Linked DNA regions of Mus musculus: region 1 is linked to region 2. A link is a loop called in an ENCODE intact Hi-C map of the cell type or tissue named here. Cell type or tissue: left cerebral cortex. All regions are shown on one strand.

What was found. A loop is a pair of places that touch in the nucleus more often than their neighbours do. Peaks named below come from ENCODE experiments on the same cell type or tissue, not always from the same donor. Only the 100,000 strongest peaks of a DNase experiment are listed, where the experiment ranks them.
Region 1: it touches region 2 in a loop (2.3-fold over the local background); 3 of 42 quality-filtered maps call a loop at or near these places.

What each region holds. Positions count from the first base shown.
Region 1 is chr4:81,480,283-81,488,282 of GRCm38, forward strand. It overlaps the pseudogene Gm11765. Among named protein-coding and RNA genes, the nearest start is that of Mpdz, 41 kb to the left of the region's middle. In left cerebral cortex, no CTCF peak of the experiment used is centred here; a DNase peak (open chromatin) is centred at 4,184.
Region 2 is chr4:81,175,669-81,183,668 of GRCm38, forward strand. No RefSeq gene overlaps it. Among named protein-coding and RNA genes, the nearest start is that of Gm25803, 160 kb to the right of the region's middle. In left cerebral cortex, a CTCF peak has its summit at 3,214 (motif pointing right); DNase peaks (open chromatin) are centred at 3,239, 4,160, 4,458 and 4,738.

The DNA of each region.
Region 1 (8,000 bases), 300 kb after region 2:
TGTTGTGGTTTGAATGAGAATGGACACCATAGGCTCGTATATTTGAATCGGGATATATAGGATCTCCAGTTGGATTAGGAGGTATGGCCTTGTTCAAGGCCTTGTTCAAGGAGGTGTGTCACCGGGGATTGACTTTGAGGTTTAGACTTGTGTTATTCCCAGTGTGCACACTGCCTCTTGGATGCAGTTTTGAGATAGAAGCTCTCAGTTGCCCTGGGTGCCTTGTCTTTACATTGCCATCATAAACAGTAGCAGTTTGGAAACAGAAGCTCAATTAAACACTTTATTTTACAAGTTACCTTGGTTATAGTGTTTTATTACAGAAATGGAAAAGGGACTAAGACACCATGCAATCCAGTTATAACACATTGCTCCAGGACAGGACTCTTAAGTCATAAGAGTCAGCAGACCTTGGAGACATCTGTGTGCCCATATTCAACACAACAGAATGGACAAATGATGGTATCAACTATGTTCCCTCTTAGAATGGATATAAAGGTGGTGGCATGTATGTACAATGATGTACAATTGAGTGTTGGCCAGCCACAGATAGAAATGAAATCATGTGATTGATCTGCAGGAAAATGGATGGAACTGGAAGCTCTCATCTTACATGAAATGAGGTTCTAAAAGACAGGTATCACACATAGAACCTAGAGGGAAAAGATGCGAAATGAAAAGGGAGCCGGAGAGAACAAGGGAGGACGTGGCATCAATACAACCAAAGTATAGTTTATGTACCTAGAGAATTGTCATAATGAAACCTGTTGTTATTTTATACAGCTATTAAATACCAGTGAAAAGACTACAACAAAACTGCTGTGTTCATCTGTTCATCTTATTTGTAAGATTGTAAGATAGAATTTATCATATATATATATATATATATATTTAGTTTATTTAGTGTCTCAATTGAATGGGTAAGTAGTGCCTTAATTACCTTTAGGAAAAGTAATCATAGTTTTCTCTGGTGCCAGTTATCTTTAAATCTAACCTTAAAAAAGATGCTATGAAGAGCTTAACTGGGGTAGGTTATGTATAAAATTGATTTTAGAAGGAAATGGTAGATTATCTTTTCATCCAAGGAGTGTGTCTTTAACATCCTGTCTTATGTAACTTAGTGAATGCTTTCTTGATATAGCCCTTAGGTATTGTTAAGGGTTACTCCTATATGTTTTATGATTTGGGTATCTTTATGGAGTGACACATATGGTTTTTATCTGCCATTAAGAATAAAATTAACCTTCCCTTTACACCATCCACAGTAAGTGAGTTCCTGGCCAGGAGAGGTAGAATGAGGTAGGAGTGATAAACACAGTCTTCTGGCCAGAAGTTGCTCCATCTGTCTGGATTCTACACACCACACTAGCCGATTGGCTGATCATTGGCCTCTTACTTCCTAGGAGCTCCGTTTCTGTTCTGTACTCTACCCCTGTCAGCCAGTGAGAATCCTGACCAGAAATTAGAGGCGAAGAAAACAAGGGTAAGGTTTTCTTCTGGCCTCCTTCTCTGCTTAGTTGGTCTGGGGACTGTGCCCATGCAGACTGCTGTGTCCTTCAAGAGCTATTTGCACTCAGATATTCTCCCACCAGAGCATCTCTCTGCTCCTGGTGGTCTGGGTAGTGCAGAATCATTTGAGGTTTCTCTGGACCACACCCGAGCCTGAGTAATACTCTCCATTACATATCACACATCTCATCTCTCCCATTCCCCACTAGGATCTCGACTGAAGGCAAAGAGCACACGGGGAGGTATCTTTGTCATTTTTATCATACTCTGTGAATGCGTCTTGGCTTCTAGTATGATTTTGGCAATTGATTAGTATACATAGTATTTCTTAATTCTCCTTGAGATATTCTGAGATTTATTCAAGTGTTGTTAAAATTTATCACCTGCATTATAACATTGTATATGTGCACACATATTGTATGTGCTGTATGCATATATAGTTTGATTTTAAATTTAAATTGTTGACCTATTATTTCATCTTCAACATTTTTATTAATAAACTATCGTTTCAACACTAGAATAATCTGGTAAATTTACTTTACTATTTCATGTTACATTTTTAAGAGTTTCTTTGAAGTGGCGGATAGACAATTTGAAACAATAGTCTTAAACAAGAGAGTAATACACTTGAAGTGACATTGCTTTAATATTCCAGGCTTATAAACTTGTTCTTCTTATTGCTACTTCCTACAGTTTTGTTTTTATTATTTAATTAGATGTAACTATTTATCCTATTCCATTTTCTTTTATTCTGAAAAATACCCTCATCTTTGTGTGTGTGTGGTTTTTTTTTTTTTAATTTCAGTTTAATCAATATAAAATTAGAACCTAGCAGTAGCTTAAAAGTCTGCATAGAGAAAACCTTTCTTAGAGGAGATTAATTGTACATTAAATCTAAAAATTGGAACAGCAATTTAAAGTAAATGGTAATTTCAGTAGTCTGTCCTTATTATATTGGGCTGTCTGTGATATCTGCATGGATTTTCTTTTACTTCCCATCAGTTAATTCCATCAGAGAAAAGTCTGGAGTGGATACGAGTAATGTAATTGAATGTCTTTATGAGCAATTATGTATTCAGTGCCAAGAACTTGAAACTTTAGAGTCACAACCTAATTGCTGAGTCATTGACATAAGAAAGCAATCACTAACATTTAGGTCCAAAACAGAAGAGTCAGTCAAGCATTGGGAAAATAAGGTTTCAAGGGTTGTACTGTTAACTTTAGAAAGACATCAACTTGTTTTGATGTGACTCAATGGGGCAGAATCTGAAAACAATAAATTTAATGTTTTCCACAGAAAAGTTGACAGAAAACGACCATCAATAATAAAATGCCACTTGAAACTAGAGAGTTAAAAAATATTCAAAGAGATTGAGAACCTGCTTGCAAAGAGGTGATCCTTTAACTCTGTGGTGCAGTGTAGTTTTGAAGTATTTTCTTTCTGTGATGCTGCCTTGATTCCCAGCCACCCCTCCCCCACCCGAGGGTGCTCCCTCACTCTAAAGCCATTAGCACGGGAGAATTCTGTTCCCATTCTGTTCCCACAGGACCCTAGCTTTACGTGCTGGGCTCTGCCTTCCAGTGTTCTTGTGTGGTTTCGAGCTGAAGGAGCGAGCATGAGAAAGCACAGCCTCTCCTAAAAGCCAGCGCTGTTGGACAGGCTCATTAAGTCAAGTGGGAATTGCAGACTCCAAAAATTAAAACATCCAAACATCTGTTAAAGCTCAGTCTGTAATTCTTTCTTCTTCTCCTTTTGAAAGGAAAAAGAAAAAAAAAACTTTCTCTGATCAACTTTTGATATGATATCTGAAAAGAATAAACAAAGCAGCTTGATAAGTAAAATTCATTTGGCTGAAAGTTCAATGAGCTAGAATCTGGAGTAGTTCTTGGAAAATGTCCTTAATGTCTTTTGAAAAGTAAATCAGGAAAATTCCCAAGCAACAATGTCTGAAAACCGGTGAATTACATTTACCAACTGCTTAAGAAGAGATAGGAAACAGCTAAAACAAATAACTTATTCATGGAGACAAGAAAAAAAAAAAGAAGTACCAGCTTTTTAAGTTATCAGGAAGTTTAAAATTCTTGTTTCTTCACTCCTTCTGAAGTTACATATGGTTAAACTTTTCTCCCGTTTAAAATTGGGGCTTACGATGTTAGTTGTTATTGTCTCTTTCCTTTCCTCTTTAATTTGCAGTCGGTTTTTCTTTACAATAGCAGAATGGAATGTCCATGGGACTCGTTCAAACCTTAAGTTTCTAAAGCACATATATCACGTACAGGGAAAATCTTCCTGCATCCCAGGGTTGCTGTAAGCCGTGCAGTCAACTCTTGCTGTCCAAGCACACTAAATCCCCAGCTCATCTGTTAAAACCATTCATCCTTGCTCACTCTATCGTCGCCAACGTGGGATTTCTTCATCCTCACCCAAAAATATTTTTAATTTTTTTATAACAACAAATTTTAAAATAATAAGGAAAAAAACCCATCAACCTTCTGTTAGGGAATTTGATTTCATTATTGAAGCCATTGCTTCCATAGGGTACGCTGAGAGAATGTTAAACAATATTGAACGCATCTGTATGGCGGGCTGCCACGCGCTGCGATCCTGGAAGGTACCTCAACTGCACACCCACACAGCCCCATCCACGTCTGCACTTTCATCTCTCGCAGAACACTTAGGGGGAGGTGGATGCTCACGAGACTTTTCTTGACTTCTGTCTCATTCTCTTTGATATAAAATATTGCAAATAAGGCTGTTTGGTGTCCAGTTTTAAGGCATCTGGTTTGTGAATGTCCAAAGACTGTTTTGTCAAGTGTGTCTCAAAATTTCATGGAAGCATCTGGAAAGCTCAATAAAAAAGACCTTTCTGCTATGAGCAGCCGCTTTCTTCATGGTGACCAGATTTGCTCGCATCTGCCCAGAGGCTGTCTCTGAGCTGCAGATCTTTAGAGCTCCGAGCTCCAGCTCTGCAATCCACACCGGCATGGTCTAGGCACCTTGATTCCTGGGGAGTGAGGATATGGGTAGTTTCCCAGACCGCCCCATTCCCATCTTCCCTTACACTGCTCCCCGTTTATATCTTGTTTGTCTTGCCCCTTGCTCCACTGCTGACTCTGATCCCGCCTCCCCTAGCCTCTCTCTTGTAAAGTTTCCCCAATCCTCTTTTTACTGCTAGATGGGAAATAATAAAGCAGATATGGACATTGTATACATGTAACATGTTAATAGGTGCTGTTATGAATATTATTTTAATTAATTTTAATATAGTGTAATGTGTGTGTTTTCACGGCAAAAACATAAAGTGAAACCAGGGGATACAAAGTGAAAATTGAGCTTTCTGTTCATTCTGAATTCTTACTCATGATGTCACCATAGAAACTCTTGCCTCTGGCTGGCAGACATAGCTGTGATTATTTTGCACGGGGGGGGGGGGGTGGGGACGCTAGCATGCTATAGATACTCAGGTACATCTTACACGGTCCTGTGTATGAGAATGGCCTTCATAGGCTCCTAAATTTAATTATTTGGTTCTCAGCTGGTAGAGTGCTTAGGAAGGATTAGAAGATGTGGTCTTACTAGAGGAGGTCTGTCCCTGGGAGGTGGGCTTTGAGCTTTCAAAAGCCCACAGCAAGCCCAGTCTTATCCTTTCTCACCCTCCTACTTGTGGATAAGCTATCAGCTATGGCTCCAGCGCCCATGACTGCATGCCTGCCTGATACCCTGCTTCCTGCCATGAGAATCATAAACTAATCCTCTGAAACTGTAAGCAAGCTCCCAGTAAAATGCTTTCTTTTTCTTTCTTTTTTTTTAATTGGATATTTTATGTATTTACATTTCAAATGTTATCCCCTTTCCTGGTTTCCACTCCGGAACCACCCTCTCCCATCCCTTCTCTCCCTGCCTCTATGAGGATGCTCCTTATAAGTTACCTTGGTAATGCTTTCTCTTTGCAGGACCAGAAGAGTAATCAAGGCACCTTCACTTTGTAATATGTGAAATACAATGCAGACATTCCCATAGCAATGCCACAAGTCTCCCTTTTAGTGGTGTCAGAGCATGTTACTTTAAGAACTTCGATGATGCTCAGCGCTGTGTCTGCCTTCTTGACAGCTACCTACAACTCACTCCTTTCCTCCTGCATCAGCATTGTGTATACCTAAATTTTTTTTAAAGTATTTTATTTGATGTGTATAGGTGCCTTGCCTGCATGAGTCTCTGTGCACATCTTGTATGCATTTTGCATACAGAGGCCAGAGTGGGTGTCAGATATCCTGAAATTAGCGTTGCAGGTGGCTGTGAGCTGCTATGTGAGTTCTGAGACTCTAACCCTGGACTTCTAGAAAAGTGTCCCTATTATGTGTATTGCGATGGAAATTTTGCATCTTTGGGAATCTAATAAACTAGAAGTTCCCAACCTGTAAAGATCCCCTTGTGGGCTGCACATCAGATATTCTGCATATCAACTTTACATTACAGTCATAACAGTAGCCAAAATTACAGTTATGGAGTAGCAATGGAATAATTTTATGGTTGGGGGTCACCACAATATGAGGATCTGTATTAAAGGGTTGAAGCATTAGGAGGGGTTGAAAACCACTATATTAGACGAAGGTAGCATTTCATTGTTATGCTCCAAGGAGATGGATAAGCCAACTTCCTAAAGAGTATTTAAGCTCTGAGTGTTCACTCTATAACTCTGATTTTCACCAGCTCTGTTATTCGATAGTATTTCACCTCTCTGAGACTTAATGTTCTTGATTTCAAATCAGTAAAAATGGTTTGCTGAGTATATATTCTCTTACACATAATGGTCCAACCTTTAGAGTGCACACTGTGAACTGACACTAGTGACAGATAGAGACCATAGCTCTCTTGTTTTTCACATTAAGGTGAATACATGATCACACTACACATCACAAAACACTGTTGGATGAGGTATTTGTAAATAACTGTGACCCCCAGACCACTGCCCATATTGTTGTTTAGTAAGACATGAGAAATGCTTTGGTAATATGGATGTAAAAGGATATATCTTAAGATACACTGGGGAGACTGAAGAGACGGCTCACAAGTTAAAAGTGTTTTCTGCTCTTTCAGAGAACTGAAGCTTGGGTCTCAGCACCCACGCTGGGCAACTTAGAATGCCTGCAACTCCAGCTCCGGAAGAGTCAGTGGTGTCTTCGAGCCTCCACGGACACCCACATACATGCACACACAAATAAAACAAACCTTTAAAAATTATATGCTGGGAGATTGTATCTTCCTGTACTGAGATTAATAAAGATTGATGTAATATCTAAGCTGATAAACTCTAGCCCTGGATTCTGTCGTTATTTACAGGCTTAACCACTGAATCCCATTGATTCTAAAACCAATATTGCTCCTGAAGAGTAGCTGAGATGGCTGAAAATAAAATTAAAAATGGTAAGAGTCTCATGAAAATACATTTTCCTTCTCTTTAAAAGGATACAGTCTAGATCTCCTTTAGTTATATGCAGAATTTGACATTTTTTGCATGCATACTGTATGTGCAGGTGTGTGCAGCTGATCATTTACACATCGACATGAGCATCTTCATCTATTGCCACCCACCTTAGTTTTGGATCCAGGGTGTCTACCTGAGCCTGAGCTTGCTGATTAATTTACTTGCTGGCCACCAAATCCCTGGGATCCTCCTGTTGTTGCTCACTCCTGAGCCCAGTGCTGGGATAACTCTCAGGTAGACTGCCACAGCTAGGTTTTTTGCATGGTTACTGGCAATCAGAACTCATGTCCTTGTGCTTGCATGGCAAAAACTGACTCACACCACAGTCCCCTTTAGCTGCTTCATTGTGCATAGTTCAGCACCACTCAGATGGAGCCGTTCTCATTCCACTTGTGGCACCTTTTCTGTTTCTTCCTTAAAGCAGCTCCTGGCATCACTTCAGAGATATCCAGGCTTTACTTTCATAAATCATGTAAATTTTATTCTGTAATTTGTTTTTTATTAAAGCAGGAGATTGGAGATCTATTGAGCATGGTTTACTCCTATGAATTGTAACAAAATTTGTACTACTAAAGCCTTCTGGAGCTTCAAAAATTTAGTATTATAAATGATATTGCCAATAAACGTTGATAAGTCTTTGATATTTGGAGAATATTTACCTAGATCCGAAGTCCCTAGTCGCAGTGCATTTTGATGATGCATCATTAATTTAAAATGGTAGGAGCATGTATGTGCCTACACACACACACACACACACACACACACACACACACACACACACATCTTCATATTTTTCACATCTCTAATATTAAATATTATGGTTTTAACATTTATTTTAGATGTCCTTAGTTCCCGTTGAATGAAGCTTGCCCATGTTGAACTCTGTTTTTCTGTGATTCCTAGGAAGGACGAGCCGCTCCGTGCTTTTGGAGGCTCCACAATTTCCTCTGTGGTTTGATCCTCTTTACACTGCAGGCTTTGCCTTCTTCTGTAGTCTGCTACCTG
Region 2 (8,000 bases):
TCGTCCTGCATCTGTGTGCAAGCAGTACTTTGAGAAGGAAGGGGTTAGCTCACAGCACATTCTGTGCTACTCTGCAGTGAGGATGCTCTGCGTCCCTGACCAAGGATGCCTTTCTGGAAGCTGGCCCAAATGAGAACTGAGCAGCTTCTTTTTGTAAAGGAAAAAACATTTGTTCATAACCACAAACCCCAATAATAACAGAGCAAGGCACACTTTTCCATGAGTTGTTAGAGTCTGAAAAATACAGTCACATTATTTTATATGAGGATTCATTTCACTTCATCTTGTCCCAACAATATCCATAACAGTCTAAACTTTTACAGAACTTTAGCTATTTTATCTTATGTAGGAACACATACAGGTTTGATTCAGAGAATCATAGAAATCTTTCACATATTGTGTGTCTTGTCAGATTCAAATTCAAATGTAGAATCTCAGTTTTATTAAAACCAGGTTTTTCGGATATACTGAAATTCTAGGCAGAGGAGATTCGATGACTGCAAACTTGGTGTGTTCTAAGTAGAGTCCTTTCTCTTTCTCTCACATGATAGTATGAATAGAAAGACATTGTCATCAAACCACAAAGGACATAAGACTCAGAATTATCAATCAGTAAAGGAAGCAGATCCCACCATGTAGATCTTGAAATTACGTTTTACAAGCAAGAGCATGCAGACTCCATTTGGCTTCAGTTTGTCTTATTTTTACAGGAAATTTCAGTTCAAGATGAAAGGACTCTCCCAAAGAAGATGAACTGAAGTCTGGTGTGGTTACAAATATAGGGGGCTGTATTGTGGGCTGATCCACCAAAGAAGGAACCAACTCTCAAAGAGGACTATGGGCCTAGAAGCACCCCTCCCCCCCCCCATCTACTAGACCTTGACATCCACAATGTGACACAAGCTGGATGGAAAATATATGCTCAAGTGACTTCTCTTATCTCTATGGACATAAGCCTGATGGCACAACTTAAGGGTGGGATGGCAGTTCAGCTTACAGTTTCAAGGAAACTAATAGGAACTTTTACAAGGGTTTCAGTAAATAACAGACAGGACAGGAGGGGACGGGAGGAGGGGAGAGTGTCAGGGCAGAGAAACACCCAGCTCAGCAGGCAAAACAGTTGAAAAACAATGCTGCTACAAACTTTCTCCTTTCTTCATTTCTATTCTGTTTGGGGTCCCAGGCAATGGAATGGGTGCTGCTGCCCATGTCCAGGGTGGCTTCTGGCCACTTCCAAGGTGGGTTTTTACCCTCAGTGAGTCCTCTCAGGGCAACACTCTCACAGACAATTCCAATCTTCTAGTGGATTTTTGAAGGGACTCAAGTATGTGAGCATGGCTCTGGCAGGTCTTGCTCTTTTCTCCCATCCCACTTGCCTTGTTAAAAGCAGATTATATTCCTAAAGCTAACCACCAAGGTCTATTGCTATTTGACCACTTCTTCCTCCTGAGGCTGATTGCCAAGGTCCAGCTATCAAAGGACTGAAACCCAGCAATCAAAAGTCGTCCCCCCCCCAGCTTCCTTAATTAACTTATCCAATTAAAATTCAACACCTCATCCAAACACAGGGTTTCCCTCTTTACCTCTATAAACTGCCATTTTCCTGTGGACCACATCTGTCTCCTCTCTATCCAGAGGCAGTCCTTTGCCCCATACCTAGGCAGATATCCCTGCCCCCTCTGCCTTGTTCCTCTGCCTTTCTCTCTGTCCTCTATCTCCTGTCTTTGTTTTTTATTTCCTGACCTTTGTCCCTTTGAGCTGAGAACTTGGTCTTCGGGGTCCAAATGATACCTTTTTTTTTTCTCTTTAAATCCAGTCACGTTTAATGAATCCTGATGACCAGAGATTAGATTCTCAATAGACTTGGCAGAGAGGGATGACCTCAGCCAAGGCATCAACCTTTAGGCTGAGCACACATGTAAACAAGAAGGGAATACACTAACAGGATGAGGCATAAGTGATTAGTGAAGACTCTCAGCTCCTTAAGGGCGTAACCATAAATTATGCCCGACAGTTCGGTTTCCGGTAATTGTTAACAAATCTGCTGTGTTCATTAAGATCACGTCTTCCAGCTTGTTACATGGCTCATCTAATTACCTGCCTTATCCTTGTTTGGGGTTGTTAGAGCAGTTGTCTCCCACTTCAGCGGGAACCTGCTGGGTACAGGCACAGAGAGTGACTTCCTGTGTGCATTTGGGAGCTGTGGTCTGTTCACTCCCAGAGGTCGTTGCTACCGGGTCTGGAAGCTGGGTGTGAGCAGGTATCTTTTCAGCATCCTATTGTCTGCTATTTTGAATCTAAACTTCTGGGTGACTGTCATTATTATGGCCATGACCCCACAGTGGCAGAGACATTGATCGAGAAGAGTTAACCTCACAAATGAAACAATGGTCGAACCCCACTAGGTTCTCCACAAGGATGACCCCTTGTGGCTTACGGGAACACAAGTGGACCTGTGCACAACCGGGCATCATGCACATTCCCTAAGCCCTTGAAGAAGCCTTGTTTATTTAACTTTTCAAACTAACTTGAAGCACTTTTAGAACAGTTGTTTACACTGTGTTAACTGGAGAATACACAAGCACTGTGGATACAGGAAATGGAAGCAAGGAAAACGGGCAAGGTGCAGGAACTCAGCTATGAGTAACAGTGGATTGTAACACTGTTTTTTCCTTGACGGTTCTCTTCCTGCACACAGAAGGCACACTTAACAACAGGAAGGTTGGTGAAACCCAGCAGCAGTAGCAGACAGAGAACAGACTCTGGGGCCGCCGTTACTAGGGTATCAATTCCTGTGCTCATCGTGGGTGGGAGGAAAGCGTACGTACATCTATGTAAACACTGAATGCTCCCCAACAGGCTCAGATGTGCCTTTCCTTGCCACACTGAAGTTCTTGTCTTATACTGATCATCTCACAGTTAATATGTCCCACTGGTCCTCCATGTGTGCGGACTACCTGCTCCGTTTTGTGTGTGGCACATAACGTTGAGCATTATTTGATAAGTGCAGAAACAAATACCAAGTGCCTAGACAGCGAACATTCCAGATGGGTTACTAATTGAGCTGTTGGGAAATCTCTGACACTCTTAGATGGGAAAGAGCTGGAGGATGCTCTTGCTCAAGGATTTCCCAGGCCTTTGAACAAGTTCTGTGCTCTGCAAATGTGTTGAGATTCGGTTTCTCCCGCTGATGCGCCACAGATGGCCACATGGTGGCGCTGGCGCTGCGCCGTAGAAACGGAGCTCAGGCTGCAGCTGAGGCTCCAGCCTCCCTCGCTGTTCTTCCGGCCCCCGCCCTGCGCTTCCCCTCAGGACTTCCTTCCCATCCAGTCAAGCTTGATGCCATGGCTCTTGCCAAGAAGCTGTCAAGCCAGAAATGGGAGCTGGGGTACTGCCCACCTGAAGCTGGAATTTCCTTTGTTCTTCAGCAGACTCAATTCACTGTATTGCTCCTAGTTAAAAAGAAAAAAGAAAAAAAAAATCTCCACCACACTTTTAATGCTTTTTTAAAAAAAGCATGGTTTCCTAGTTTGAGATGCAAGTATTTTTACTCTGCACTTGATTGGCTCCTGCAAGTGACCCAGTGCTGCCTAAATAAAATCACCTACAAAGCAAATATCCTGATATGTTCTTACGATGTTCACAGCTAGAATGTGCAAGGGCCTGTTCCCTAGTAAAAGGGACTGTTTACTAGCCCAACCTAGCATAAGGCACCTGGACATGTACATTCACAGGCGACTGGAGAACAAGAAAGCAGAAATAAATTACTTGAAAATCACCTACTCGCTATGAATGACAGCTAAGCTCAGAAACTAACAGTCCCTTTGCAGAAGCAAAAATACTTTCAATAAATTAAAGCTGCTATTCTTTTCTCTACACATGTTTGGTATATACATCTGGGTGTGTGTGTGTGTGTGTGTGTGTGTGTGTGTGTGTGTGTGTGTGTGTGTGTCTGTGTATGCGTGCGTGTGCAGGGTGTGTTTGTGCATAAGGATTACCCTGTCATCTTCACTGGGCACCTTAATGTTTGAAACATGGTCTTTCAGTTAACCTAGAGCTCACTGATTGGCCAGACACACTGGTCCCTGATCTCTCAGAGACATATCTTCTGGGATGGTACCTCCATCATACCCAGCATATCTGTAGGAACATAAGCTCAGCCCCTCGAAAGCTCTTTATCCACCAGGCCATCTTCTTATCTCCCCCTTTCCTTGTATTCAGCTAAGTCTTGTGCTACTTAAGGTGAAATAATCCGAAGTCATACTTATATATGGCAATGCTTTTAGTAATTGATATCTAATAAATAAAATGGATGTTTGTAAGGAAGCAGTCCATTGAATCACAACAAGTGTACATTCATTAGTGCAAGCTCTATCACAATTAAGACATGCAAGTAGAGAAATCCTAGTCCAAAACGTCTGGGAGCAGAAATAGTCTAGATTTCTGGTGTCTTCACAGCTTGTAATATTTTCATGTATGAAATGAGGTAGCTCAGAGATGAAACCCATGTTTAGACACAGGATTTTGCAACCTCAGCCAGTATGTATGATACTGGGGAATGATGTTGGCCACTATTTGTCCATTCTAATTTAGCCACTATATAGTATATATGTGAACTGTTAACATGTTTGGATTTTAACTTTCAGCTCTCTGCTGTTGACTGCCGTTGAGCATTCTTTCATATGCTCGCAAGGAGTTGTGGGTCTTCCTCTGTGACATGTCCATTTAGAAACTGAGCTTTCCAAAAACCCACATATAGTAAGCTGTTCCTGTAATGTGGGTGTGAGTTTTCTGTTATTACTGTGGGTTGGAGAACTATCTTCTTCAGCCTGTGGCTTCTTCACTTGGTGTTCCCCCACGGTGTCTCTTGATAAGCAGAAATTAAATTTAAATGAAAGCATCATTTACAGCTTCCTTCATGTCTAGTGATATAAAACCAGTTACTTGATGTATGTGTCTCGTGCTCTGATCTCAGCTTGCTGGAGAGCCTCTTCCTTCAGTAAGCAGCCTTGACTCAGTCTATAGTCTACGCCTATGCTGGGTTGCCTTGAAAGCCAATTGATGGTGCGTGTTTGGTTCTAGTTGACCCCAGGTCGGTTCTCACCATGCTGTTTGTGCAACTGTTCATCTTCAGGCATCACTAGGATGCCCCCACGCTGCTCTTTGAAGAGATCCCTTTGACCTTATTTCAGGAGTTGTGTTTCCCAAATAAGTTTCAAAGTTAATTCTCAGTTTCCAATACATACACACACACTGTGTGGGGGGGGGGGTAGAAAAAGAGAGATGATTGGATTTGATTGAATAGACTTTACTAGGTTTTTAAACAGTTAATTTGTAAGATCTATTTCTTGTTAAGAAAGCTTCATTTTCTAACTTTTGAAAATTTTCTCAAAATGTTCTTGTCTTTGAAAAATATTTAAAACTGTCTTAAACCAGATCAAAACTCATTTTGAAAATCTTGGAAACCATCCAGTCTATTTTGAGCTACTCTGCCTGGATAAAAAGAAACTTCTTCCCCATGATTCAAGTCTGGAAAAGTATTTTTCTGACATTAAAAAAAAGTATGTAATTATGATAAGTAAGTTCCTAACTTCAGAAATATTTTAGGTGCTTTAAAAAATACTAATATCCATGTTATTTAAGTATTAGCTTAAAAAGTAACTTCTGTGTAGATTCTACAAGATGGAAAAATAATCCCAATTCATTAATTATATTCAAATTATTAAAAATTAAAAACAAAATTGGTGTTCAAGTCTTTCAATCTGGTATATATTCATGACATGTGGGTACAGAATCCTAAAAAAGTAGCCACACAGAAGAAAACAAGTGACCCAGCTTACTGTTCAAGTGATTTTAATTGTAGGTTTTCAGTCTGGTTTGGTTTCCTCTCTATTTGAGCCATTTCAATCTCTTAATTGTTGTCTTCTATTTTGTTTAAAATCTTATTTCATAGAGGTGTGCTCAGGTAGCAAGAGCCCTCTATCAGCCCTCTCTCCAGTCACAACCTGTGTCTCTCTTCTCCCATTTGACAGGAGTGTCTGGACTGTAGTACACAACAACACAGTCATTTGAAAATAAACACAGCCTTCACTATACTTCAGAATCTGTCATATTTGAAGATGCTTGCCGCTGGGCTTGTCAGCGATCAACAGCAACAAATTAACTAACATAAAATAAAATAAAAAAAAATCATATCCCGTAACACAATTACCATACTCTTTCCATTGTAAGGTCTATTTTCCACCTTACGAATTAGGATATATAATTTGTATACTAATTCTGAAATTAGGATATGTAAATAAATCCAAACTACAATTGCACATAAATGTTTATCGCTCAAATCAGAGCAATCCATAACAGAGATGATCGCAGTGAAACCGAGAAAACAAGGCTTGCGAGAATAGACTTGTTCAGGGTATCAGAAGCACGCTGAAAAGAGAGCAATTGCATTACTTAGTTAAAAATCTGTACAGTGAATAATTCAAGGTTATTAAATATGTTTGTGAAAATGGTCAGTGACAAGTGGAAGTACTTATATTGTAAACGGCCAAAAATAGGCAGGAAAGCCTGCAGATCATTTACATTCATGTAATAGTTCTTGAATAGCTAAGCATTCAAGATTTAGCCTGGTCACAGTAAACATTTTCCCCTTTGAACCCCCAGAGTCTGCAGCCATCTGACACCAGACCCTCCCTGTGACAATCTAGGGGCTATTTGGGGGATTTTCTAGTTCTTTGATAGGATTTTGCTTTTATGTAGAGCAATGAATACAATTTTCAGTTTTAGCTAAGGAAAGATAAAATAACCCAAATAATACTTTTGTCTTTCTATAAACCCTGACTTCCTACTGCCTGAAAGAACTCAAATTTACATTTATAAAACCGAAACAAACATGACTACTTTTTACTCGTATTTTAGTAAAACAAAACTCAGTGCTCACTCCACACAGACGAGGCAGCTTGAAGAGCTCTGGGGACTTATGGAAGAGGAAAGGAGAATAGACCATGGATCTTCTTATGTCCCACTGTGTGATTCATAATTACTCTTCAGTGACCTTTTCGGGGACACACTAATTCACAAAGCAAAGCATACAATGAAAATGCAGGACCCCGAGTTGAAGACTGTTTAAATCAAAAGGTTTACTATGTTTTTGCCTTTTGATTTCTTTTCATTAAAATGCTGCTGTATCTTTTTATTATGAACATTCTCTCTCTCTCTCTCTCTCTCTCTCTCTCTCTCTCTCTTTGTGTGTGTGTGTGTGTGTGTGTGTGTGTGTGTGTGTGTACATGTAGTAGGTGAGGTACTTGCCACAAAGCCCATGTGGACATCACAGCTTTGTGGAGTTCTCTCTTCCCTTCTACCTTTAGTTGAGTTATGAGGATTGAACTCAAATCCCCAGGTTTGCACAGTCAGTACCTTTATTCTGCTGACACATATTGCCAACTGATGCCCCCCATCTTACCAATAGCTAACAGAGAACTGAAAAAGGAAACAGAAAAATTAAGACATCACGTTACACATGATTGTGAGCCACAATGTGGTTACTGAGGATTGAACTCAGGACCCCTGCAAGGGCAGACAGTGCTCTTACCCACTGAGCCATCTTTCCAGCCCCAATTCAATTCTTCTTGTAGGAAAATTCCAATCCTTCTGTTTCTTTGTGGCAATAATAAAGAGAAATATTTAAAGTAAAGCAAATAAATGCATATACTGGACAAAAATGTGGAACCCTGTTTTTTAATAATTACTAAGAGTTTCAGGAAGGTAACCACATTGCAGTAAATCAATAGGAGTCATTCTAAGTATCAGACCACATGCAATGTTCCAGCCCACACCCTCTAGGAGTTGGATGTGACACCTATCATGTTTTATACCCTGTCCCTTGATTATTATTCAAGAGTCTCATAATTAAGTTACCTTTCTTAGATTTCTCTCCCTTCAGTATTATGAACAAACTCTATAAGAAATAGAGTTGGTCCTCTCACCTCCCTATTTATCCC